2 separate regions of the Homo sapiens genome follow, and region 2 is linked to region 1. A link is an interaction called in ENCODE POLR2A ChIA-PET data of the cell type or tissue named here. Cell type or tissue: GM12878. All regions are shown on one strand. Links, peaks and the distances in the headings refer to the core of each region. The heading gives the core; the rest is flanking DNA.

Evidence for each region. Peaks named below come from ENCODE experiments on the same cell type or tissue, not always from the same donor. Only the 100,000 strongest peaks of a DNase experiment are listed, where the experiment ranks them.
Region 2: POLR2A ChIA-PET joins it to region 1 with 11 read pairs; 3 of 35 experiments call an interaction of 5 or more read pairs at or near these places.

The regions. Positions count from the first base shown.
Region 1 is chr3:155,904,134-155,916,744 of GRCh38, forward strand. It overlaps GMPS (guanine monophosphate synthase), which reads left to right. Exons shown (of 16, transcript NM_003875.3): 5 at 2,027-2,130; 6 at 6,559-6,752; 7 at 6,981-7,146; 8 at 10,286-10,437; 9 at 11,886-12,059. Among named protein-coding and RNA genes, the nearest start is that of GMPS, 40 kb to the left of the region's middle. RefSeq lists a silencer at 4,088-4,354. In GM12878, for the core only: no CTCF peak of the experiment used is centred there; no DNase peak of the experiment used is centred there.
Region 2 is chr3:155,836,717-155,849,327 of GRCh38, forward strand. SLC33A1 (solute carrier family 33 member 1) reads right to left here. Exons shown (of 6, transcript NM_004733.4): 2 at 5,716-5,903. Among named protein-coding and RNA genes, the nearest start is that of SLC33A1, 11 kb to the right of the region's middle. In GM12878, for the core only: no CTCF peak of the experiment used is centred there; no DNase peak of the experiment used is centred there; H3K4me3 peaks cover 1,359 bases; H3K27ac peaks cover 239 bases.

The sequences.
Region 1 (12,611 bases), core at 2,685-10,684:
TGGTGGTGATGTTAATAGGGAATAAGGAAGGTATTTAAGAAATTTGAAAACGCCTGTGCAGTTGTGGAACCCTACTTGGAATCGTATATTGTGATACCAACATTTGTATTTTCCCTTTTCACTCTTTGATCTGTTTTTAAAGATTATTATTTTTCTTTTTCTTTTTTTTTTTTCGAGACGGAGTCTCCCTCTGCCACCTGGGCTGGAGTGCAGTGGCACCATCTCAGCTCACTGCAACGTCCGCCTCCTGGGTTCAAGCGATTCTTCTGCCTCAGCCTCCCGAGTAGCTGGGACTACAGGCATGAACCACCACGCCCGGCTAATTTTTGTATTTTTAGTAGAGACAGGGTGTCACTATATTGGCCAGATTAGTCTCAAACTCCTAGACCTCGTGATCTGTCCACCTCGGCCTCCCAAAGTGCTGGGATTACAGGTGTGAGCCACTGCACCCTGCCGAAGATTATTATTTTTCAAAGGAAGATTAATAAAAAAGCCAAGGTTGCTCAAAATAATTTTTTAAACTGAAGTTACTCATTGTCAAAATGAGTTTGAAATCCAGTGCTTGTTCAGCTTCATAATGGAGAGGTGTTGACACTTACATTCATCCTTATTTCATGTGACTCATCTTGAGAAACATTTCAGGAATCTTGTATGTGATATACCAGAAGAAGCTTTAAACATAAAGATTTGGTTAAGATTTGACATTTTTCTGTCTTTCTAGTTCTAAAATTCTGGGACTCTATCACAACCTATACTATTCCTAAACAACAATGTCAACAACAAACCCCAAAATATCTTTTTGACATTAATGTACTTTATCTTCTTGCTTTATTTTTAATTTACATTTTTATTCCTTAGTATTATTTATTATTTATTTTGTAATTTAATTTAATTTTTTTTTTGAGACGGAGTCTCACTCTGTCGCACGCCCAGGCTGGAGTGCAGTGGCAAGATCTCGACTCACTGCAACCTCCACCTCCCGGGTTCAAGTGATTCTCCCACCTCAGTCTCCCAAGTAAGTGGGATTACAGGCAAAATTTTTTGTGTTTTTAGTAGAGACGGAGTTTCACCATATTGGCCAGGCTGGTCTTGAACTCCCGATCTCAGGTGATCTGCCTCGGCCTCCGAAAGTGCTGGGATTACAGGCATGAGCCACCGCGCCTGGCCGTTCCTTATTATTATTTAATATCGAGTTCTTAGTCAGATTTTCCATAACGTAAACAGTATATTTTTATGGTTGATTTGTTTGAATCAGGGTCCAGAGAAAGTGTACACATTACATTTGATTAATGTTACTTAAGTCTCTTAAGTAACACTTACTTAACTAAGTTTCATTAATTTGTTTGGCACTAGAGGTCCACATTGGTACTGGGTTGTAATTGTTTCTAGGACTTTCAGATAACAGAGTTGGGCAGTACCTAGTCTTTTAGAATTGGGAAACAGAATCATTAGTGTATACTTATTTCCAGTTAAAATGAAAGATTATAGGGTTTTTACCTAACTCTTTTGATTTTGTATCTCCCTACTCTTAAGCTGAAAATGTTGATTACTAATTATTTGTTTTAACCTACAGTATGCCTGTATCTATATTGTACTTACAGTTACAGGATAACAGTTTCAGTACTAAGTCCTATTACTACTTACATAAGACTACCGAATGAAGTGTTAAGGTCTTTGAAATACCTCTGTTCTTAACATAAATCTCAACAGATATATAATGTTGAAATTATTGTTCTGTAATCTCTTGAAATTATTCCTGTGTGTCTGGTTATACTACCAACTTCATATATTTATTTGTTCTAGTTTCCTTCCAATTTTTATGGATTGCCTTTTTTAAGGTCTAAGGTTTTTTATTGGCTTTATTTGTAATGGACATAATATTTGAATTCTAGCAGTATTCCATTGTCACTTTTTTTTTTTCTGTTTTTCTAATCATGTATGGCAAGCTTGTGTTTCTAAAACAAAAGAACCCATGAATCATGTTTTTAATTAAGATATTTGTGTGTTTTATTTTTTGTATGTTTAGGGGCCTTCAGAAGGAAGAAGTTGTTTTGCTTACACATGGAGATAGTGTAGACAAAGTAGCTGATGGATTCAAGGTTGTGGCACGTTCTGGAAACATAGTAGCAGGTGAAAATTCTAAAAATTTTGCAGAGTTCATTTAAAAAACTTTATCTGAAGAGTAAGCATATGCTTCTGTATGAGGTACTCTTTGATTTTTCCTTTTTCTTCTGATTTTTCTTCTCTTTTTTTTAAAGATAATAATGAATGTAGGATTAACTGTTATGAAGGGAATTTAATAATAGGAGGATTATCCAGAAGTCTCTCACTTACTGGTTTACTGGTTTGCTTTGAAATACGTTGAAAAATGTTCATCCTAATATAAGCTTTTCAAACATAAAACACTATACTTTTGTAACTCAGGAAAAATTTGAGAACTCGCTGTCTTCATACTATACTATATTCAGAGTTACTTGTCTTTTATTCCTTTCTTAGGTGTACATAGCCCATAGCACCCAAATAAGTACTCAAGACATTTCCCTGAACCAGGGTTGGCAAACTGTGACTTGTGGGTCAAATCTAGTCTTTTGCCTTTTTTTAATGTCCAGGAGCTAAGAATGATTTTTACATTATTAAAGGGTTATAATAAAATACAGGGACTGTGTATGTTGCACAGAGCCCAAACTATTTACTCTCTAGTCCTTTGCAGAAAGTTTGCTGACCCATGCTCTTAAACCATTTTGTTCTCTAATTTTTTGAGGAAGGGGAATTGACTTTCTGGCTGTTTGGGGTTTTGACTTGCTTACCTGAATAATGTAAATGGTCACTAATATTCCTGGAAGTTAGTAAAAGAAAAAGGTGGGTTTATCACTAAAGTTCTCTTTGAGATACCACACCTAAATAATAAGTTGAAAAAAAGATTTGTCATGGACATGCTGAATTTAGTAATCTGCCTGCTGTTACTTAACAGACATTAGCATAATGTATGCTAATATGTTAGCATAGGAATGCCCAAGAATGGTTTTATACTAAAAGTTTTTTACTTCATAAAAAAAGATCAACAGTGGTAGATAAGCTTGTGTATTTTTATTCATCCAACAAACATTCGAGTACCTATTATGTGTCATGCACAGTTCTAGGTGTCAAGGATTTAGCAATGAATAAAATAGGCCAGGTGCGGTGGCTCTCACCTATAATTCCAGCACCTTGGGAGACTGGAAAGTGGATAGCTTGAGGCCAGGAGTTCAATCCAGCCTGGGCACCATAGTGAGACCCCATCTCTACATAAAAATAATTTTAAAAAAATTAGCCAGGTGTGGTGATGCACATTTGCAGTCCTAGCTACTCAGGAGGCTGAGGTGGGAGAATCATTTGGCCCTAAGAGATCATGACTGCGGTGAGCTGTGGTTGTGCCCCTACACTCCATCCTGGGCAACAGAGCAAGACCCTCTCTCCTAAGAAGAAAACAAAACCCAAAACCAATATAGCAAAAATGCTTGTTTAACACTGGAAAAAGGGAAAGTAAACAATAAAGAAATACAGAATATGTCAGAATCAGATAGTGTTTACATTGAAAAAATGGGGGAAGAGGGTATTCTGGAATATGTGTGATTAGGGTTGTTGCAATTTTATAGGCTATTCAGGGAAGGCATTCCTATAAGATGACATTGGACATGAAGAAAATAAGTGCTAACCTTTTTGGATATTTGGGGAAAGAGGAAACAGCAGTACAGAGATCCTGGGTGGGGACCATATTTGAGGAGCAGCAGGAATCCATGTGGTTGGAGCAGAGTAAGCATGGTGGGGAGAGTGAAAGAAGGTGAAATTAGAGAGGTAGTTGGATGCCAGAACACAGGACCTTTGGGCCACTGCAATACTTTGGCTTTACTCATAGTGAGGTGGGGTTTTAAGTGAAGGAGAGATGTGATCTAATTTAAGGATTAAGCTGTGATGAGGAGAAAAGATACAGGGTGAAAGAGAAGCAAGAAGACAAGCTAGGAATTTATTGTAGTAATCAGGAGAGAGACAGCGTTGTCAGGATCAGGATAGTAGTGATAGATGCAGGAGGAAGATAAAGGGGAGGGTACCTGGAGAATCTCCCACCAGCCTGCCTACTGGGAGAACAGGGTGGGGCCACAGGAAGTTCTCACCCTTTGCAGGAGGGAGGAGCCTGGCCTTTCCTGTTCCTGTGTGGTGACCTCGGATTCAATCTGTGAGATGGGGGCCTGTTAACAGGAAGCCTTCTCACTTTGCTGAGAGTTTTTTTCCCTTTTTCTCAATAAATTCCATTCCCCCTTACCCTTCAAAGTGTCTGCGTGCCTAACTTTTCCTGGTCATGTGAAAAGAACCCGGTTTTTTCTACAGCAGTAGAAGAGGAAGTTGTTAGGACCAGGGTGGCAGAGATAGAAGTTGTCAGGACTAGGGTGATAGAGGTAGACATTGTTAGGAGTGATTGGATTCCACTGTTTTGAAGGCAGAGACAGAGGATTTGCTGTTAGATTGAATATGGAGTGGGGAAGAAAAAGTAGAATCAAGTTTTAGCTCCCAAGTTTTTTTGCCTGAGGAACCAAAAGGAAGATGTTTCTATTTACCTGATTGGAAAGACCTCAGGAGTTTGAGTTTGCATATTAAATTCAAGATGGTTTATTAAACATCAAAACAAAGGTGCTGAGTAGGCAGTTGTATATATGAGCCTGGACTTTAGAGGAGAAAACTGGGCTGGAGGTATAAATTTGGGGGTTTACCAGCATACAGACAGAATTTTAAGGTGATGAGAGTATGAGATCTCTTAGAATATTTAGAAAAGAGATTTAAGGGCTGAGGACTGAGTAACTTCCATGTGTAGAGGTGGGCAAGATGAAGAGGAACCAGCAAAGAGATTCAGAAGGAATAGACAGTAAAATAAGTGAACCAAGAGAGTGGTATGCTGAGAGCCAAATAAAGTGTGAAGTACTGTGGTATAGTAGAATGAGTATGAGTTTGGGAGCCTGTCAGGCCTGATTTAGTTACTTAATTACCTGAGAGTTCATACAAGTTTCTTGATATCTCAGAGCCATAAAATAGGAGTAACACATGCACATGTAAAATACCTAGCCTAACATCTATTGCCCCATAGGTAATATTTGCCAGAAACACATTTGTCAAGTAGTTGAATATATTTTTGTGGTTAATAGTAGTCAAGAAAGAAACAGTATATTCTGACAAGTCTAATATATGAGATTCTTTTAATATAAGAACTTGGTAGCTGTACAATGCATTTGAAAGCCATGTGCAACTGAGAACCAAAATTGAATTATCAATGCACTAGATAGACAAGGCAACTGAAGTAACTTGGGTGGAGAGGTGAGAATACTGTGAAACAATCTCTATGTGGGACTTAATGTACGTCCTATACCTCATTAATTGCTGTGTCAAGAAAGACCTTTATAAAGAAAGGTTATAGCAATGTAGTTTTTGTCTTTGTTATGTATTTCCTATTCCTATAGCTAAAAATCTACTGAGACATACCAGTTTTAACATTTATAGAGGAAGAAGGCTGGGTGCAGTGGCGCACACCTGTAATCCCAGCACTTTGGGAGGCCGAGGCAGGAGGATTACTTGAGCCCAGGAGTTCAACAGGCAACAAGATAAAACCCCATCTCTTCAAAATATTTAAAAATTAGCTGAGTGTGGTGGCATGCACCTGTTGTTCCAGCTACTCAGGAGGCTGAGGTGGAAGGATCACTTGAGCCCAGGAGATCGAGACTATAGTGAGCTATGATTACACCTCTGCACTCCAGCCTGGGTGACAGAGCAGTAAATACCCTGTCTAAAAAATAAAATAAAATAGGCCGGGCGCAGTGGCTCACGCCTGTAATCCCAGCACTTTGGGAGGCTGAGATGGGCGGATTACAAGGTCAGGAGATCAAGACCAGCCTGGCCAATATGGTGAAACCCTGTCTCTACTAAAAATATAAAAGAAATAAGCCGAGCGTGGTGGCACACACCTGTTGTTCCAGCTACTCGGGAGGCTGAGGCAGAAGAATAGTTTGGACATGGAAGGCAGAGGTGACAAGTGAGCCAAGATCGCACCGCTGCACTCCAGCCTGGGCAACAGAGCGAGACTCCGTCTCAAAACAAAACAAAACAAAAAACAAACAAACAAATAAAATTGGCTGGGAGCAGTGGCTCATGCCTGTAATCCTAGCACTTTGGGAGGCTGAGGCAGGTGGATCACTTGAGGCCAGGAGTTTGAGGCCACCAGGCCAACATAGTGAAACCCTATCTCTACTAGAAATACAAAAAATCAGCTGGGCGTGGTGGCACACGCCTGTAATGCCAGCTACTTGGGAGCCTGAGGCATGAGAATTGCTTGAACCCAGGAGGCAGAGGTTGCAGTGAGCCGAGATCATGCCACTGCACTCCAGCCTGAGCGACAGAGCAAGACTCTGTCTCAAAAAAAAAAAAAAAAAAAAAATGAAACCATAGAGGCAGAGATTGTGAGAAATTAATTGTGGTTATTGCTTGAGTCTTTTCAGCATGAAAAAATTTTAATTTGTGACTATTTTCTCTATAAAGGCATAGCAAATGAATCTAAAAAGTTATATGGAGCACAGTTCCACCCTGAAGTTGGCCTTACAGAAAATGGAAAAGTAATACTGAAGAATTTCCTTTATGATATAGCTGGATGCAGTGGAACCTTCACCGTGCAGAACAGAGAACTTGAGTGTATTCGAGAGATCAAAGAGAGAGTAGGCACGTCAAAAGTTTTGGTAAGCAAATTATTATCTGGAAGTCTACAAATTTATATCAATAATATTGGAATCCAGGAGTTAGAGTCCTCAACACAGCCCTTAAATGTTCTACAGTTTTAGAGTGCTTTTCCAGTTACCATACATATCTTTGGTATAAATAGCACTTTTAGATAAAGATTTAAGCCAATAGTGTTTATTTTCTTTTTGCTTGTTTTGCTCATTTTGATTTTTCATTTTACCCCGTAGGTTTTACTCAGTGGTGGAGTAGACTCAACAGTTTGTACAGCTTTGCTAAATCGTGCTTTGAACCAAGAACAAGTCATTGCTGTGCACATTGATAATGGCTTTATGAGAAAACGAGAAAGCCAGTCTGTTGAAGAGGCCCTCAAAAAGCTTGGAATTCAGGTCAAAGGTATTGAAGAACCTCAGAAAAGTTAACTTACATGTTAGGACTTGTTTAATCAAATCTAGTCTTATGGTTTAAATGAGCACAATTACAGTTTTCTCAGTATGCTCAAGGTTGAAAATGTTTTTTATTTTTACAATTACCTCTGGTGTAAGAGAGGTCTCAGTATAAATTTTTAAACTATTGATTCTGCTAATTTAATACATAGATTGATAAATTAACATTTTCTAGCTACTGTTCAGTTCTCTTCTAGTCATTCACTTTTAAAATTATCTTTTCCTGGCCAGGCGCGGTGGCTCACGCCTATAATCCCAGCACTTAGGGAGATCAAGGTGGGTGGATCACCTGAGGTCAGGAGTTTTGAGATCAGCCTGGCCAACATGATGAAACCCCATCTCTACTAAAAATACAAAAAATTAGCCAGTCTTGGTGGTGGGCGCCTGTGATCCCAGCTACTCGAGAGGCTGAGGCAGGAGAATCACTTGAACCTGGGAGGTGGAGGCTGCAGTAAGCAGAGATCATGCCACTGCACTCCAGCCTGGGCAACAAGAGCGAAACTCCATCTCAAAAAAAAAAAAAAAAGAAATTATCTTTTCCCACTCTATTTAATGATATTTATGTACGAGGCTACCCAAGCCCTCCTCAGGTATGGGTATACAGATTATTTTGCAAACAGAAAAGCTTATTGTGGGAGAGGTAAAGATTCTATACTTTTTTTTTAAAGGGCCACTAGTAAACTTCTTAGTCCTTAATAACATTTACTTTTGTAGATACCTTTTATACTTTTTAAAAACAAGGTGCAATTGATAGTTATAATGAAATGAGGTCAGTAGTTTAATGATAAAAGTTATTGTACATATTATGGAATTAATTGGAATTGATACCAAAAGGCTGAATAAAATGAAGACTTGTAGGTAAGTATGATGTGAACATGAGTCTATTTTTTTGAAACTTCTCTAAAATAACAGTAAAAGCATAAAACAGTGTAATACCTTAAGGATGTGGGATAGAGGAGATGACAGAAGACAGATGGTTTCAATAAAGTGTTGGAAAGTGGAAAGCAGATGGGTAAAGGTGGATTTTCTCTGTTTAAGCTAGGGGGGTCTCTCCCAACATCCTGGGAAGGTCCCCAATGGTATCTTCACATGGTGATAGGTTTTTGTGAAATTTGCAAGATATTTTGATAATTTGTAGTTGTTTATTTTCTTTCAACTCTGACTTGTTTTCTGTTAGGTGGTGCTGGAATAGCTGTGGGCATTTTGAAATCAGGCTAAGACAAAGATGAGCTGGGGATGTGCTTAGTATGGGTTTAGTGGTATATATGTGATTTGCAATTATTTCTGTGTATAGTTAAGTACTTGTTAGCCATCCCAGTATAACTTAAGATTTTTAGTATCTTATTTGTTATTCTGGTTCTTGAAGGAGTCCTTCAAATTGTAAAACTTGGATCTGTCCCTGGTAACTGACATAGCAGAATGGAGGAATTCACAACCTTGGGGTGGGGTGGGAAGGAAGCCAATAAAAAGCAAGCTGATTTGTGCTGTAGACTTCTGGGGAGGCTCAGGAATTTGAAGCATTGGGTTCTTTTTGGGACATTGGTCTCTGGGTTAGCCTAAAACAGGGATTAGTTAAAAATCTGAGAAGCAGATCCTTTTCCTTAGCACAGGAGCAAACTGTGCTCTCCTTCCCCATCAGAACACTGTGGATGTATTCTCTAGAGGGGCTAAACGAGAGGTTCTGGGCTTGAGCCTACTAATACCAGGCATAGTTGAGGGTGGAGGTAAGACTCTACATTAAGAACAGGATTAAGTAAAATTCTCTATGCTGAATGGTGATTCCCTCTTCCTACCACTTCCTCTGTTTAACTGCCAGAATGCCAATAGGCAGGAGAGTAGATATGTCTTCTCTGGGTAGTTGACCAGGTACAGGAAAGACCTACAAATTCACTGGCTTTTCCACAATGAAATAGCCAGCTGCCTTGTCATCTTACGGTGAAGGCCTCCAGTAGCTAAGTTTTATTAGCAAATAGAGATCTTAGTTTTTAGTTTCTTGTCATTAAATAAAAAGCCAAGGATTGTTAAATGTATGTTCATAAATATTAGTTTTACAAGACACTAGGGTGTGATTCCAACAGCTTTGACTCCGTTTAGGAGCCGGTGCTTTTGACTTCTTTGGGGCTAAGCTTCTTGCTGTGGCTTCTGCTTGTTGCTCTGGTGAAGCACTGAAGAGAGGGAAAACAATCAGCATAAATTTTTTTTTTTTTTTTGAGACAGAGTCTTGTTCTGTTGCCCAGGGCAGAATGCAGTGGCACAACCTCGGCTCACTGCAACCTCTGCCTCCCAGGTTTAAGCAATTCTCTTGCCTCAGCCTCTGAGTAGCTGGGATTGCAGACATGTGCCACTACGCCCCACTAATTTTTGTGTTTTTAGTAGAGATGTGGTTTTGCCATTTTGGCCAGGCTGGTCTCACACTGCTGACCTCAAGTGATCCACCCAACTTGGCCTCCCAAAGTGCTGGTATTACAGGTGTGAGCCACCGTGCCGGCCCTAATCAGCATAATTTGTGATGTCATGGCCCTAGATCTAAATGCCAGGAGATTCTCACAGAAACAAAATTTAATGAGTGCCTGTATCTGAATTCTGTTACTCAGGATTTATTGATAGTTCTTTTTCTTTTCTTATTTTTTTTTTGGGGATGGAGTCTCTCTCTGTCACCCAGGCTGGAGTGCAGTGGCACAATCTCTGCTCACTGCAAGCTCCGCCTCCCGGGTTCACACCATTCTCCTGCCTCGGCTTCCCAAGTAGCTGGGACTACAGGCACCCGTCACCACACCCAGCTAATTTTTTGTATTTTTAGTAGTGATGGGATTTCACCATGTTAGCCAGGATGGTCTTGATCTCCTGACCTCGTGATCCACCTGTCTCGGCCTCCCAAAGTGCTGGGATTATAGGCATGAGCCACCGGGCCCGGCCAATAATTCTTGAATATTGATAGTTTATTGAAATTTGTAGGCAGATTTAGGGGAGATCAAAGGACTGCTCTTCAGACTGGGAAAGAAATAGCTTTTCTTTCTGTATTTTGACTTGTTATTTTTGATTAAAAAACATGTTATACCAATTTAAAACGCTTCTCCCCTTTCCTCCAGTGATAAATGCTGCTCATTCTTTCTACAATGGAACAACAACCCTACCAATATCAGATGAAGATAGAACCCCACGGAAAAGAATTAGCAAAACGTTAAATATGACCACAAGTCCTGAAGAGAAAAGAAAAATCATTGGGGATACTTTTGTTAAGGTACCTTTGTTTTTAATATCCTCAACATGTACTATTTTTGATGTGAATCTTAGTATTTGTTTTTCCTTGTCACTATATCAAATAACCAAATTAGCTAATTTTAATCCTTTTTCTTATGTGGCTGAGAGTTTTATTGTATATTGTCATTATATTGACCAGTAGAAACTGTTTTATGTTTTTTTGTTGTTGTTTGGTTTTTTTTTTGTTTTTTTGAGACAGAGTCTTGCTGTGTCACCAGGCTGGGCTGGAGTGCAGTTGCACGATCTCGGCTCGCTGCAACCTCTGCCTTCTGGGTTCAAGTGATTCTCCTGCCTCAGCCTCCTAAGTAGCTGGGACTACAGGGGTGCACCATCATGCCCAGCTAATTTTTGTACTTTTAGTAGAGACGGGGGTTTCACCATGTTGGCCAGGTTGGTCCGGATCTCCTGACCTCATGATCCGCCCGCCTCAGCCTCCCGAACTTCTGGGATTACAGGTGTGAGCCACTATGCCCAGCCAACTGTTTTATGTTTTAATAAACATGTTTGCCTACATTGCCAGGCTATTATTTTAAGAATAGATGTCTTTAAGAGTAGATGTATTCAGCTTATCATAGACTTTAATTCATTGATTATCTCAATGGCTAATTTCAAGCTCTTGAATGGAATGTTCACATACCTTTGTTTTTGTTTTTTTTTTTTTTTGGAGGCGGAGTTTTGTTCTTGTCACTCAGGCTGGAGTACAATGGAGCGATCTTGGCTCACGGCAACTTTCACCTGCTGGGTTCAAGCGATTCTCCTGCCTCAGCCTCCCGAGTAGCTGGGATTACAGGCATGCACCACCATGCCCAGCTAATTTTTTTCTTTTTTTGAGATGGAGTCTCACTCTGCCGCCCAGGCTGGAGTGTAGTGGTGCAATCTTGGCTCACTGCAAACTTTGCCTCCAGGGTTCAAGCGATTCTCCTGCCTCAACTTCCTGAGTAGCTGGGATTACAGGCGTGTGCCACCATGCCCGGCTAGTTTTTGTATTTTTAGTAGAGACGGGGTTTCACCATGTTAGTCAGGCTGGTCTCAAACTCCTGACCTTGTGATCTGCCTGCCTTGCCTCCCAAAGTGCTGGGATTACAGGCGTGAGCCACCACACCTGGCCACTAATTTTGTATATTTAGTAGAGATGGTGTTTCATCATGTTGGCCAGGCTGGTCTCGAACTCCTGGCCTCAAGTGATCCACCCCACTCAGCCTCCCAAAGTGCTGGGATTACAGGCGTGAGCCACTGTGTTTGGCCTCATGTACCTTTTTGAATCGTGTTAGAGGACATGTTCATTAAGGAGTTTATTTTGGAGATTGGTGGATTTTATTTTCTGATCAGTATTTCTAAAGGACTCTAAGAGATTTAGCTGAAAGTATAAACTTTTGCTTTTAAAAAAAGTTATCTCTTACAAGGCTGTTTTACTCCTGTTGATTATAGATTGCCAATGAAGTAATTGGAGAAATGAACTTGAAACCAGAGGAGGTTTTCCTTGCCCAAGGTACTTTACGGCCTGATCTAATTGAAAGTGCATCCCTTGTTGCAAGTGGCAAAGCTGAACTCATCAAAACCCATCACAATGACACAGAGCTCATCAGAAAGTTGAGAGAGGAGGTAAAAGTTTATGAAAACTTTTTCATAAAGTAGATACATGGAAAGTCTTCCATTCTTCCCTCCTCTTCCCTCTAATATTCACAGAATTGCATAACCATCACCACATCTAATTTTAGAACATTTTCCTTACCCTAAAAAGGAACCTTATACCCATTAGCAGTCACTCCTCGTTCTACCTGTTGTTGTCATTGTCATCCTGCCCCCACCCCCCAGCTCCTCCTTTCCTCCTTTCTTGCCAGCCCTAGGCAATTACCAACCACTAATTTATTTTCTGTCTCTATAGATTTGCTTATTTTGGGCATTTTATATAAATGGAATGGTACAATATGTGGTCTTTTATGACTGGCTTCTTTTACTTACCGTAATGTTTTCAAGGTTCATCCATGTTGCTGCATGTATCAGAACTTTATTCCTATTTATTGCCAGATAATATTCCATCTTATGGGTATAATGCATTGTATTTATCCTTTGATCAGCTGATGGGCTTTTGGGTTATTTCCACTTTTTGGCTGTTATAAGTAATGCCGCCATGAATACTGGTCATAAGTTTTT
Region 2 (12,611 bases), core at 2,014-10,013, 68 kb before region 1:
TAAGAACTCTTTTCTACAAAATATTTTTTTTAATTTACTGGGCGTGGTGGTGGCACATGCCTGTACTTGGGTGACTGAGGTTGGAGGATCACTTGAGCCCAGGAGGTCAGGGCTGCAATGAGCTGTGATGGTGCCACTGCACTCCAGCCTAGGTGACAGAGACCTCATCTCAAACAACGAAATCTAAACAGAAACAACAACTTTACAAATTTAAAGAAAAGGGCAACTTTGGATATTCAAATGGTCAATAATCACATGAAAAGATGCTCAATTTCTTTTGTCATTAGGGAAATTCAAATTATGGCAATAACAAGATGCCATTACACAACCACCAGAAAGGCTAAAATTAAAAAGATGATATACACCAGGTGCAGTGGCTCACGCCTGTAATCCTAGCACTTTGGGAGGCCAAGGTGGGTGGATCACAAGGTCAGGAGATCGAGACCATCCTGGCTAGGTGAAACCCCGTCTCTACTAAAAATACACAAAATTAGCTGGGCGTGGTGGTGGGTGCCTGTAGTCCCAGCTACTTGGGAGGCTGAGGCAGGAGAATGGTGTGAACCCAGGAGGCAGAGCTTGCAGTGAGCCGAGATCGCGCCACTGCACTCCAGCCTGGGGGACAGAGCGAGACTCCGTCTCAAAAAAAAAAAAAAAAAAAAAGATAATATATGTGTTTTCAAGGATGTGAAACTCCTTAAAATCAGAACTCTCTTACACTGCTGGTGGTAGGGAAAATTGGAACAACCACTTTGGAAAACTATTTGGCAGTACAAAATACTATGCATCTTCTATGAACCAGCAATTCTATTCCTATATATTTACCAATGAGAAATGTGCACCTATCTTCACCAAAAGTCACGTATGTGAATGTTTGTAGAAACACTACACATAATAGCTCTAAAAATCTGTTGATAGAATGGATAAATTGTGGCATATCCATACAACGGAATACTATACAGTAATGAGATAAACAAACTATTGCTATAAATAAAAATATGGATAAATTCCACAAATATAATATTAAGCAAAAGAACATATGCATCAAACATAAAAATATATATTGTATAGTCCATTAATATATAATTCAAAAGGAAAGAAAATTAATCTGTAGTATTAAAAGTTAGGAGATATGTTATTAGGGGGGAAGTTTAAAAGAAGAAAACAGTATTATAGACTTTGTAATTGAAGTACCTCCTTATATATTGCTGGAGACAGTATAAATTAGTATAACCTTTTGAAAAGCAATTCAGCAATCATATTACATTCATTGACCCACTAATTGCCTGCTTAATAATCTATTGGCTGGCCAGGTGCAGTGGCTCACACCTGTAATCCCAGCACTTTGGGAAGGCCGAGGTGGGCAGATCACCTGAGGTCGGGAGTTCGAGACTAGCCTGACAAACATGGAGAAACCCTGTCCCTACTAAAAATACAAAATTAGCCGGGCATGGTGGTGCACGCCTGTAATCCCAGCTACTTGGGAGGCTGAGGCAGGAGAATCTCTTGAACCCCGGAGGCAGGGGTTGTGGTGAGCTGAGATCATGCCATTGCACTCCAGCCTGGGCAACAAGAGCAAAAATCCATCTCAAAAAAAAAAACTTAAAAAAAAAAAATCTATTGGCCAGCCTGTATAGCAAAATGAGACCCCCATCTCTACAGAAAATGTAAAAATTAGCTGGGTGGGTCAGGCGTGGTGGCTCACGCCTATAATCCCAGCACTTTGGGAGGCAAAGGCGGGCAGATTGCCTGAGCTCAGGAGTTCGAGACCAGCCTGACCAAAATGGTAAAACCCTGTCTCTACCAAAAATACAAAAATTAGCCGGGTGTGGTGGTGCACACCTGTAATCCCAGCTACTCCGGAGGCTGAGGCAGGAGAATTGCTTGAACCCGGGAGGAGGAGGTTGCAGTGAGCAGAGATCCCACCACTGCACTCCAGCTTGGGCAACAGAGAGAGACTCTGTCTCAAAAAAAAAAAAAAAAAAAATTAGCTGGGTGAGGTGGCAAGCAGCTATAGTTCTAACTACTTGAGAGGCTGAGGTGGGAGTCTGGCTTAAGCACAGGAGTTTGAGATTACACTGAGTTATGACCATGCCACAGCACTCCAGTCTAGACGACAGAGCAAGACCTCATCTTAAAAAAAATAAAAAATAGGCCGGGTGCGGTGGCTCACGCCTGTAATACTAGCACTTTGGGAGGCTGAGGTGAACAGATCACCCACCTGAGGTCAGTAGTTCAAGACCAGCCTGGCCAACATGGTGAAACTCTGTCTCTACTAAAAATACAAAAATTAGGCCAGGTGCAGTGGCTCACACCTGTAATCCCAGCACTTTGGGAGGCCGAGACGGGCAGATCACCTGAAGTCGGGAGTTTGACACCAGCCTGATCAACATGGAGAAACCCCATCTCTACTAAAAATAAAAATGAAAATAAAAATAATTAGCCAGGCATGGTGGTGCATGCCTGTAGTCCCAGCTACTCAGGAGGCTGAGGCAGGAAAATCGCTTGAATCCAGGAGGCAGAGGATGCAGTGAGCCAAGATCATGCCATTGCACTCCAGCCTGGGAAACAAGTGAAACTCCGCCTCAAAAAAAAAAAAAAAAAAAAAAAAAAATTAACCATTTCACTCCAGCCTGGGCAACAAAGCGAGACTCTGTCTCAAAAAAAAAAAAAAAAAAAAAAAAAGTCTACTGGAAGGAAATATCCAGAAAATCACAGACTTATGCACAAAAATATTTGCTAGTGCATTTTTATAATTTAAAAACATAAGCAAAATAGACAACAGAAAAATGAGATTACGGAAAATTTAAATTTAACACACTAACTATATCATGTAGCTACTAACAAGTATGTTTTCAAATATGTAATGCTATAGAAATGTTTGGTATAAGACAAAGAGAAGATAAAAAATTATATATGATTCAATTTCACTTTTAAAGTAAATAAATAAGTAGGCCGGGCATGGTGGCTCACACATGTAATCCCAGGACTTCGGGAGTCTAGGCAGGTGGATCACTTGAGGTCAGGAGTTTGAGACCAGCCTGGCCGACATAGTGAAACCCCGTCTCTTCTAAGAATACAAAACTTAGCTGGGTATGATGGTGTGTGCCTGTAATCCCAGCTACTCGGGAGGCTGAGGCAGAATTGTTTGAACAAGGGAGGCAGAGGTTGCAGTGAGCAGAGATCGCGCCACTGTACTCCAGCCTAGGCAACAGAGTGAGACTCAGTCTCAAAATAAAATAAAATAAAGTATATGAGTAAATAAATATATGAAGTATACGTATACACACATACATGCACACACACATATATAGGGAAAAAAGGGAGTTTCAAAGGAAATATACCAAGAAGGTCAATACTGTTTTTTTTTAATTAATTTATTTATTTATTTTGGGGATGGAGTCTCACTCTGTCACCCAGGCTGGAGTGCAGTGCGTGATCTCGGCTCACTGCAACCTCCGCCTCCCGGGTTCCAGCGATTCTCCTGCCTCATCCTCCCGAGTAGCTGGGCTTACAGGCGCCTGGCACCACACCCAGCTAATTTTTGTATTTTTAGTAAAGACGGGGTTTCACCATGTTGGCCAGGCTGGTCTCGAACTCCTGGCCTCAAGTGATCAGCCCACCTTGGCCTCCCAAAGTGCTGGGATTAAAGGCGTGAGCCACCACCTCCAGCAAATACTGTTTATCTTAAATGAAAAATTATTAAATCATATAATTAGATAATATTGTTTGGCCAGGTGGGTGGATCACCTGAGGTCAGTAGTTCAAGAACGGCCTGGTCAACAGGGTGAAACCCTCTCTTCATTAAAAGTACAAAAAAATTGCCAGGCGCGGTGGCTCATGCCTGTAATCCCAGCACTTTGGGAGGCCAAGGATAGATCACCTGAGGTCAGGAGTTCAAGACCAGCCTGACCTACATGGAGAAACCCCATCTCTACTAAAAATACAAAATTAGCTGGGCCTGGTGGCATGTGCCTGTAATCCCAGCTACTTGGGAGGCTGAGGCAGGAGAACCGCTTGAACCCGGGAGGTGGAGGTTGCAGTAAGCCGAGATAGGGCCATTGCACTCCAGCCTGGGCAATAAGAGTGAAACTCCATCTCAAAATAAACAAATACAAAAAAATTAGCTGGGCATGGTGGTGCACACTGTGGTCCCAGCTGCCCGGGAGACTGAGGCAGGAGAATCGCTTGAACCCAGGAGGCAGAGGTTGCAGTGAGCTGAGATTGTGCCACTGCTCCCAGCCTGGGTGACAGAGCGAGACTTTGTCTCAAAAAAAATATATATATATATTGTTATGCTCCTTGAACTTTTCATATTTTCTGAACTTTCCATTCTTTTTTTTTTTCTTGAGACCCCTGTCTCAAGAGAAAGACAGACCCCTGGCTCTGTTGCCCAGGCTGGAGTGCAGAGGCATAGCCATGGCTCACTGCAAACTCCACCTCCCAGGCTCAAGCTGTCTTCCTACTTCAGCTTCCCAAGCAGCTAGCACTCCAGGCACATGCCACCATACCCAGATAGTTTTTTTATTTTTTGTTTTGCCATATTCAGGCTGGTCTTGAACTCCTGAGCTCAAGAGATCCTCCTACCTTGGCTTCCCAAAGTGCTGGGATCACAGGCATGAGCCAGCACATCTGGCCTTCTTTCTATCATTAAGAGGAAAAAACACTCACTATTTAAAATGAAAACAATGAGGCTAATGGTTCCTTCAAAACTGTCAAAAGATAGGTGCAAAGTGTTTATATACATAGATTTAAGTATATAAAATGAAAATCCTATAAGATTGCAGATTTCAGAAATATTAACTCCAACACTAGCAATAGTTCACTGTAACAAAATATACTTACCTTATTCTAGCCTAACATGTTAAAAATATTTTTAGAACTATAAAATTGAGACACCTTAATATAGAATAAAAGTCACCAGTAATCCCCGTTTCTCGTATAATTTTCCTTTCAGTACTTAAATAATTCAATGGATTTTTAAAAAATTGACTTCTAATACTCATATACTTCTATATCTTTTTATTTATTTATTTATTTATTTATTATTTTGAGACAGAGTCTCGCTCTGTCGCTCCAGCTAGAGTGCCGTGGTGCTATCTCGGCTCACTGCAACCTCTACGTCCTGGGTTCAAGTGATTCTCCTGCCTCAGTCTCCCAAGTAGCTGGGACTAAAGGCACGTGCCACCATGACCGGCTGATTCTTGTATTTTTAGTAGAGACAAGGTTTCACCATGTTAGCCAGGCTGGTCTTGAACTCCTGACCTCCGGTAATCCACCTGCCTCGGCCTCCCAAAGTGCTGAGATTACAGGCTTGAGCCACCACACCTGGCCCTATATCTTTTTACGTCACACTCTTAGTAAATAATTGTATTACTACAACATTAAATGTATACTCATTATAAGAAGACAGAGCTATTGATTTTTAAAGATATTAATCTCCATTCCAAGCATTAATATCATTAAGGTTCACATTTACTAACAGTTCTCCAATGGACATAATTCTTTACAATACTCCAAGACATTTAGCTTACTTTAAAATTAAAGTTGATATCATTACATCTTTTCAAATACATTTAATAAACAGAAAATATTGTTTTTCATTGTTAAATTCTAATGGTAGTGGAAAGGGACCTGTGATATGAAAAAGGCATTGTAAGTATTCCATGATATTGATACTTATAAGAAAATGATAAATTTGATTTATAAATCTCTTACCTTTGCAGTTAGAATCAGAAGGCAAAATGTCAGAACTGCTGGCATTTTTATAATTGCAAAAAGCAGCTTGTAAGTATCTGTGATCCCTTGTGTTTCTTCTTTTACTACTGATACTTCGTTTTCTTTTTTCAGAAGGGCAACCAATGTTGTTGTTATTAAAAATACAGTTCCCCAGAAAAAAAGGAAATCTGAAAATGTTTTAAATCTATAATTAATTTTTAAAATTACATAATTTCATTGATACTAAATAATTCTATATACAATAACTTTCAATTAAAATGTTATTTAAAAAATTAGCCAAGTACAGGTGCTCATGCCTGTAATCCTAGCACTTTGGGAGGCCAAGGTGGGAGGATTACTTGAACTCAGAAATTCAAGACCAGCCTGGGCAACATAGTGGGACCCTATCCCTACAAAAAATAAGAAATTAGCCAGGCTTGGTGGTGCACATCTGTAGTCCCAGCCACCTGGGAGGCTGAGGACTACCTGAGCCCAGGAAGTGGAGGCTGCAGTGAGCTGTGATTGTACCACTGCACTCTGGCATGGCCAATAGAGTGAGACCTTGTCTAAAAAAAAAAAAAAAAAAAAAAAGTCAACATTTAGGTACCTCTTTATTATATTCAAGGCATTGTACCAGGCACAGCAAATGAACAAAACAGTCCTGACTCTTAAACGTAGAGACCCAAAATAGGTGACAACAACAACCAAAAAGGCAGGGGGTGGTGAGACATTACATTTAGTGTACAACTGAGTTGAATGAACAAAAGCCTATCATGTCACTTTATTCAAGGAAAGTGCTAGGGGTGGGAAATGATTTTCATATCCCCTAAGATCCATCAGTTACATTTCTTATATACCCAAGCCTTTTCAGTTCTTTATTAAATTTGACAACAGGTGATTATTTACATCAGATTTTCTACCTTATATTTTTAAACTTTCTAATGCTTTCAATCTGTTTAAGAATAACCTTCTCATCTCAATAATATGATATAAAAGGCATTTGCTCACACTCGTAGGTGCAGAATGAGGACCCATGAAGAGTACTGTCTGGGTTGTTTCAGTGAAAGATAGTTGAGCCATTAGCTATCACCTTGAACAAATTTAGTGGAGGGAGTAAATAATGGTCTGGAAGATTCTGCTAAACAGCTAAAAATAATAGTAATAATGGAGGTATCATTTATTGAGTGCATACAACGTGACAAAAATATGCTAAGCATTTTACATGTATCAACTCCTTTACTTCTACAGCCCAATAGATCCTTTACTTCACCAGCCCAAATTTACAGGTGAACAAACTAAGGCTTAGGGAAGTCAAGCTGTCCAAGTTACATTCTAAGTCAGTGGTAAAATTGTGATTTCACACCTTATAAGTACAACTAATTTCAAAACTTGTATCTCATTAACCACCCTGAGAATTGCATTTCAGTTTGCCACTAGAAAACTTATTAGATAACCCTGTCTCAGTTTCTTCATCTGTAAAAGAAGATTTGGCTAGAAAATCCTTGCATTATAGCTCAAACATTCTAGACTTGTGCTCCATTTTAGATGCTTTTACTTTTTATTTTATGGTGTATGTGGCACAACTGATCAAGGACCCTAAGTCACCTCTTCTCAAAAACAATTAGAATATTCTTCAGTCAGGGTTTTTCCTTAGATTGAATCTTGCTCTTGCTGCTGTGCTCACTGAAGGTGATCACTACAGTTTGAACCTCACTTACGAGGCAGAAAGACAGCATTATTTGTTTAGATCAATTTCGCCTTGGTATTTAAATATTCCTTTCTTATATGTTATCTCATTTGATTCTCATAGCAAACAGGATAGGCTAAGCATGTGTTATTATTAAATACAGACGAGGAAAAGAAACTCAGAATACTTAAATATTTACCAAAGGTAAAAATCACTAAGAGGCAGAGGCAGAGGCAGAACTTGAATCTCAACCTCCTGAAGTTGAGTCTTACATTCTTTTCATAATTTTACACTGCCTACATAAAGGTATATATATATATATATATATATATATATATATTTTTTTTTTTTTTTTTTTTTTTTTTTTTGAGACGGAGTCTCACTCTTGTCAGGCTGGTGTGCAGTGGTGCAATCTCAGCTTACTGCAACCTCCACCTCTCGGGTTCAAGTGATTCTCCTGCCTCGGCCTCTGTAGTAGCTGAGATTACAGGCATGTGTGCCACTTTACCCAGCTAATTTTTGTATTTTCAGTAGAGACGGGGTTTCACCATGTTAGCCAGGCTGGTCTCGAACTCCTGACCTCAAATGATCTGTCTGCCTTGGCCTCCCAAAGAGCCAGGATCACGGGTGTGAGCCACCACGCCCAGTATAAAATAACATCTTAACATAATTTCTAGCATTTTGGAATCTGGTTCGAAAGGAATGAACAATAATGTATTAATAACATTATCCTTATAAGTGAGGCTAATGTCCACTTTTTTTTAAGTAATAAATGTTTAATCAAATAATTTTACATATTATTAACAGCATTCACTTGGCATGTCCACTATTTTTGCATTCTTAATTCCATCTGCAAAATGAGATGAATAATGACTTCTTTAGAGTTTCACGTACAATACTATTCTCATTGAGCAGGGTTTTGGTCATCATCTGTTTTAAAACAGTTGTTTAACAAGCCCTGAAAAAAAAATAATTTTCACTGTCACCAAAATTCCAATTAATGTTAAGCGAAAAGTAAAAGTTTTCCAGTTATATAAGACTTAAGTAGTTCCATTTTTCTAGGCAAAAGAATTGTAAATTTGTTTAGCATAGTCTACCAATTTTAATAAACACAGTCCATCTAAAATTTAAATTCCTTGATACCAATACCAAGAGAAAAAAGAAGAAGAAACTACACAGGTTTCAGCAATGTTTGCAGATAAGATTATTTCTTTTTTTCTTTTTTTGAGACAGGGTCTCACTCTGTCACCCAAGCTGCAGTGCAGTGGTGCAAACTTGGCTCACTGCAGCCTTGACCTCCTAGGCTCAAGTGATCCTTTTGCCTCAGCCTCCCAAAATGTTGAGATTACAGGTGTGAGCCACGGTACCCAGACAAGGATATTTCTAATTTCTTTGTGCTTTGAGGAGAAAATACATAAAAAGAAGGAAGTAGTGACAATGGGTCAGTCACAAAGCCCTAATTCAAAGGGTTTCCATCTCTCGCACATGCAGAAGAATGAAAAAGCCAATAGTTCAGAGAGGCCAGGAAATATATTAAGAAGTTTTATGAACACAATTATCACAAATCAGACCAATGTTGATAGATGATAGCCAGTAGTCTTATTAGACTTATTAACATTGCTTTGATGCTAGAGACATCCATAGCCTGTTATGCCAACAACCATAAAGAAACATTACTACCAAAAACATGGAAATATTTCATTATTAACATTTTGGTTAATTTTGATTTATGTATTTTATCATTATTACCAAAAATATGGAAATATTTCATTATTAATATTTTGGTTAATTTTGATTTGTGTATTTTATAAACTTAAGCATACATGGTATATAAATGTATGATCAAGATATCAAAGCTGATGTTCAAGTTTCATAAACATGATTTCCGAGTAAAGACCTAAAAAACAGACTAAATATTCTGAAGTGGCTGCAAGATCTTGTCCAGTGCTTTCACGAATGCAGAAATTAAGAGCATGTAACAATTCATTAGTAACCAATAAAGGTACAATAGCTCGCACCTGAGTGTCTATTATAAGATCTGGGAAAAAACAGAGGACATCTCATTTAAATCCCAAAATCACTTTCCAAGATAGGCATTATTACTCCTACTTTATATACAAGGAAACAGAATCACAAGCCAGAAAGTGCCAGAAATGGCATTCAAACTGCGGTCTAGTTCTAAAGCAAGAAATGTTTTCCATTATGTCATCCAGATACTCAGATACACCCACAGCAAGTAAGCTCTCTTTTCTATCAACTGGACACCACTGAGAAAAAAGGTTCATATTTTAGCTCCAACCATGAGGTCTGGAACATAGATATTTTCCCACACTTCCTTTTTTTTTTTTTTTTGAGACTGAGTTTCGCTCTTTTTGCCCAGGCTGGAGTGCAATGGCACAATCTCAGCTCACCGCAACCTCCACCTCCCAGGTTCAAGTGATTCTCCTGCCTCAGCCTCCCAAGTAGCTGGGATTATAGGCATGCACCACTACCCCAGCTAATTTTTGTATTTTTAGTAGAGACGGGGTTTCTCCATGTTGGTCAGGCTGGTCTTGAACTCCTGACCTCAGGTGATCCACCCACCTCGGCCTCCCAAAGTGCTGGGATTACAGGCATGAGCCACCGTGCCTGGCTCCCTCACTTCTTTAAACTGACTACTTGTATTCCCCCTTCTCACCTCTGTCTCCCCATATGGTGATATGCCAAAGGAAATTCAAATGCACAGGATAAACAAACTTGGTGTGTCTTCCTAAAGAATTCATTTTATTCAATAAATTATAGGGAGATTACTTTAATGAGAATAAATAGGCTGGGCGTGGTGGCTCATGCCTGTAATCCCAGCACTTTGGAAGTCAGAGGCAGGTGGATCACTTGAGGTCAGGAGTTCAAGACCAGCCTTGCCAACATGGTGAAACCCTGTCTCTACTAAAAATACAAAAAGTAACCAGGCATGGTGGCACATGCCTGTAATCCCAGCTACTTGGGAATCTGAGGCATGAGAATCGCTTGAATCCAGGAGGCAGAGGTTGCAGCGAGCCGAGATTGTGCCACTACACTCCAGCCTGGATGACATGGCAAGACGCTGTCTCAAAAAAATAAAAAAGGAATACAGTTTGTTTTTCTGAGAATGTAGGGTAACATTTTAAGCCTAGACATGAATGCTAAAGAATGTATTATAGCCTATGTAAGAATACCTGGTCTATCTAGAAATGGGTCAATTAGTCTTTTCCAAATTCTAACAGGCATTTTGAGTCATATAAATTATGTGTTCTGAAAGCAGGACAAAGAAATTTGTCATCAGGTAGGAATTAATAGTCCTGCTTTCTAATTTAAAGCATCAATGTCGCTGGGCACGGTGGCTCATGCTTGTAATCCCAGCACTTTGGGAAGCTGAGGTGGGCGGATCACCTGAGGTCAGGAGTTCGAGACCAGCCTGACCAACATGGTGAAACCCCATCTCTACTAAAAATACAAAAAAAATTAGGTGGGCATTGTGGCGTGTGCCTGTAATCCCAGCTACTTGGGAGGCTGAGGCAGGAGAATCGCTTGAACCTGGGAGGCAGAAGTTGCAGTGAGCCGAGATCACGCCACTGCACTCCAGCCTGGGTGACAAGTGCAAAACTCCGTCTCAAAAAATAAATAAATAAATAAATAAATAAATAAATAAAGCATCAATGTCTTACAAATACTGTTTTTATTGTCATTAGTTTGGTTAGATTCATACTTATAGCATCAACTTTTTCAAAGCAACACTTTCTCTCATTTATTCCTGTATGTGCGTGCCTATTTATAAACAAACTGATTTATAAACTCTAATATCTTTAGCTTCCTTCTCTGTCATTAAACCGTCTTGCTCCCTGCTCCTAAACCCAAATACACTGCTCCCTATTCCAATCACTTCTAATTGTTACTACTGCTGCTAGAGGAGAGGGCCTCAATTACCAGTTTACAGGCTAGATCTGGCCTGAAGACATAGATTAGATAGATGACAGATAGAGAGATGATAGATGAGACAGATTTTTTTAAAGATGGGTCTTGCTATGTTGCCCAGGCTGCAGTGCAGTGGTTATTCACAGACACTATTATAACGCATTGCAGCCTCGAACTCCTGGCCTCAAATGATCTTCCCATCTCAGCCTGTCAAGTGGCAGGAACTACAGATGCGTGCCACTGTGCTCAGCTAAAGACATGTTTTTATATGAGCCTAAGAAGTGTTTGTAAAATTAGGAAATAAAAAAGGAATTTCTAGTTTCTCTTGAATATGCCTAAGATCTAGCAATCTTGCCGGGCATGGTGGCTCCCACCTGTAATCCAAGCACTTTGGGAGGCCGAGGCAGGCAGATCACAAGGTCAGGGGATTGAGACCATCCTGGCTAACATGGTGCAACCCTGTCTCTACTAAAAATACAAAAAATTAGCAGGGCATGGTGGTGGGCGCCTGTAGTCCCAGCTACTCGGGAGGCTGAGGCAGGAGAATGGTGTGAACCCTGGAGGTGGAGCTTGCAGTGAGCAGAGATCGCACCACTGCATTCCAGCCTGGGCAACAAAGTGAGACTCTGTCTCAACAACAACAAAAAAAGAAGATCTAGCAATCTTGGGATCCTATTGTCACAAAACTACAACTTACTAGAGTTGACGCTCCTCACCTTTAGAGGGGCATGGATTTCTCAAATTATCTCTGTCCCCTCCAACTCAGATGACTCATTTACATTATCTATCTACCCAATATATTCCATCTCCATTTATCTGTAACAATCAAAACTGTTAATTACAGATAGTATTTCATTTATTTTTTATTTATTTATATTTTTGGAGATGCAGTCTTGCTCTGTCACCCAGGCTGGAGTGCAGTGGTGTGATCTCGGCTTACTGCAGCCTCCACCTCCCCAGTTCAAGTGATTCTAGTGCCTTAGCCTCCCTGAGTAGCTGGGATCACAGGTATGCGCCACCACACCCGGCTAATTTTTTGTATTTTTAGTAGAGCTGGGGTTTCACCATGTTGCCCAGAGTGGTCTTGAACTTCTGAGCTCAAGCAATCTGCCCACCTCAGCCTCCCAAAGTGCTAGGATTACAGGTGTGAGCCGCTGCACCTGGCCAGAACATATTTTAGAATTAAAAAAAGAAAACAATTACGCTTCCTTTTAATACTCAGATTTTCTAAACATTGCCTCAGTGTTTAGCTCCTCTTTAATCACCTAAGCAATTATAT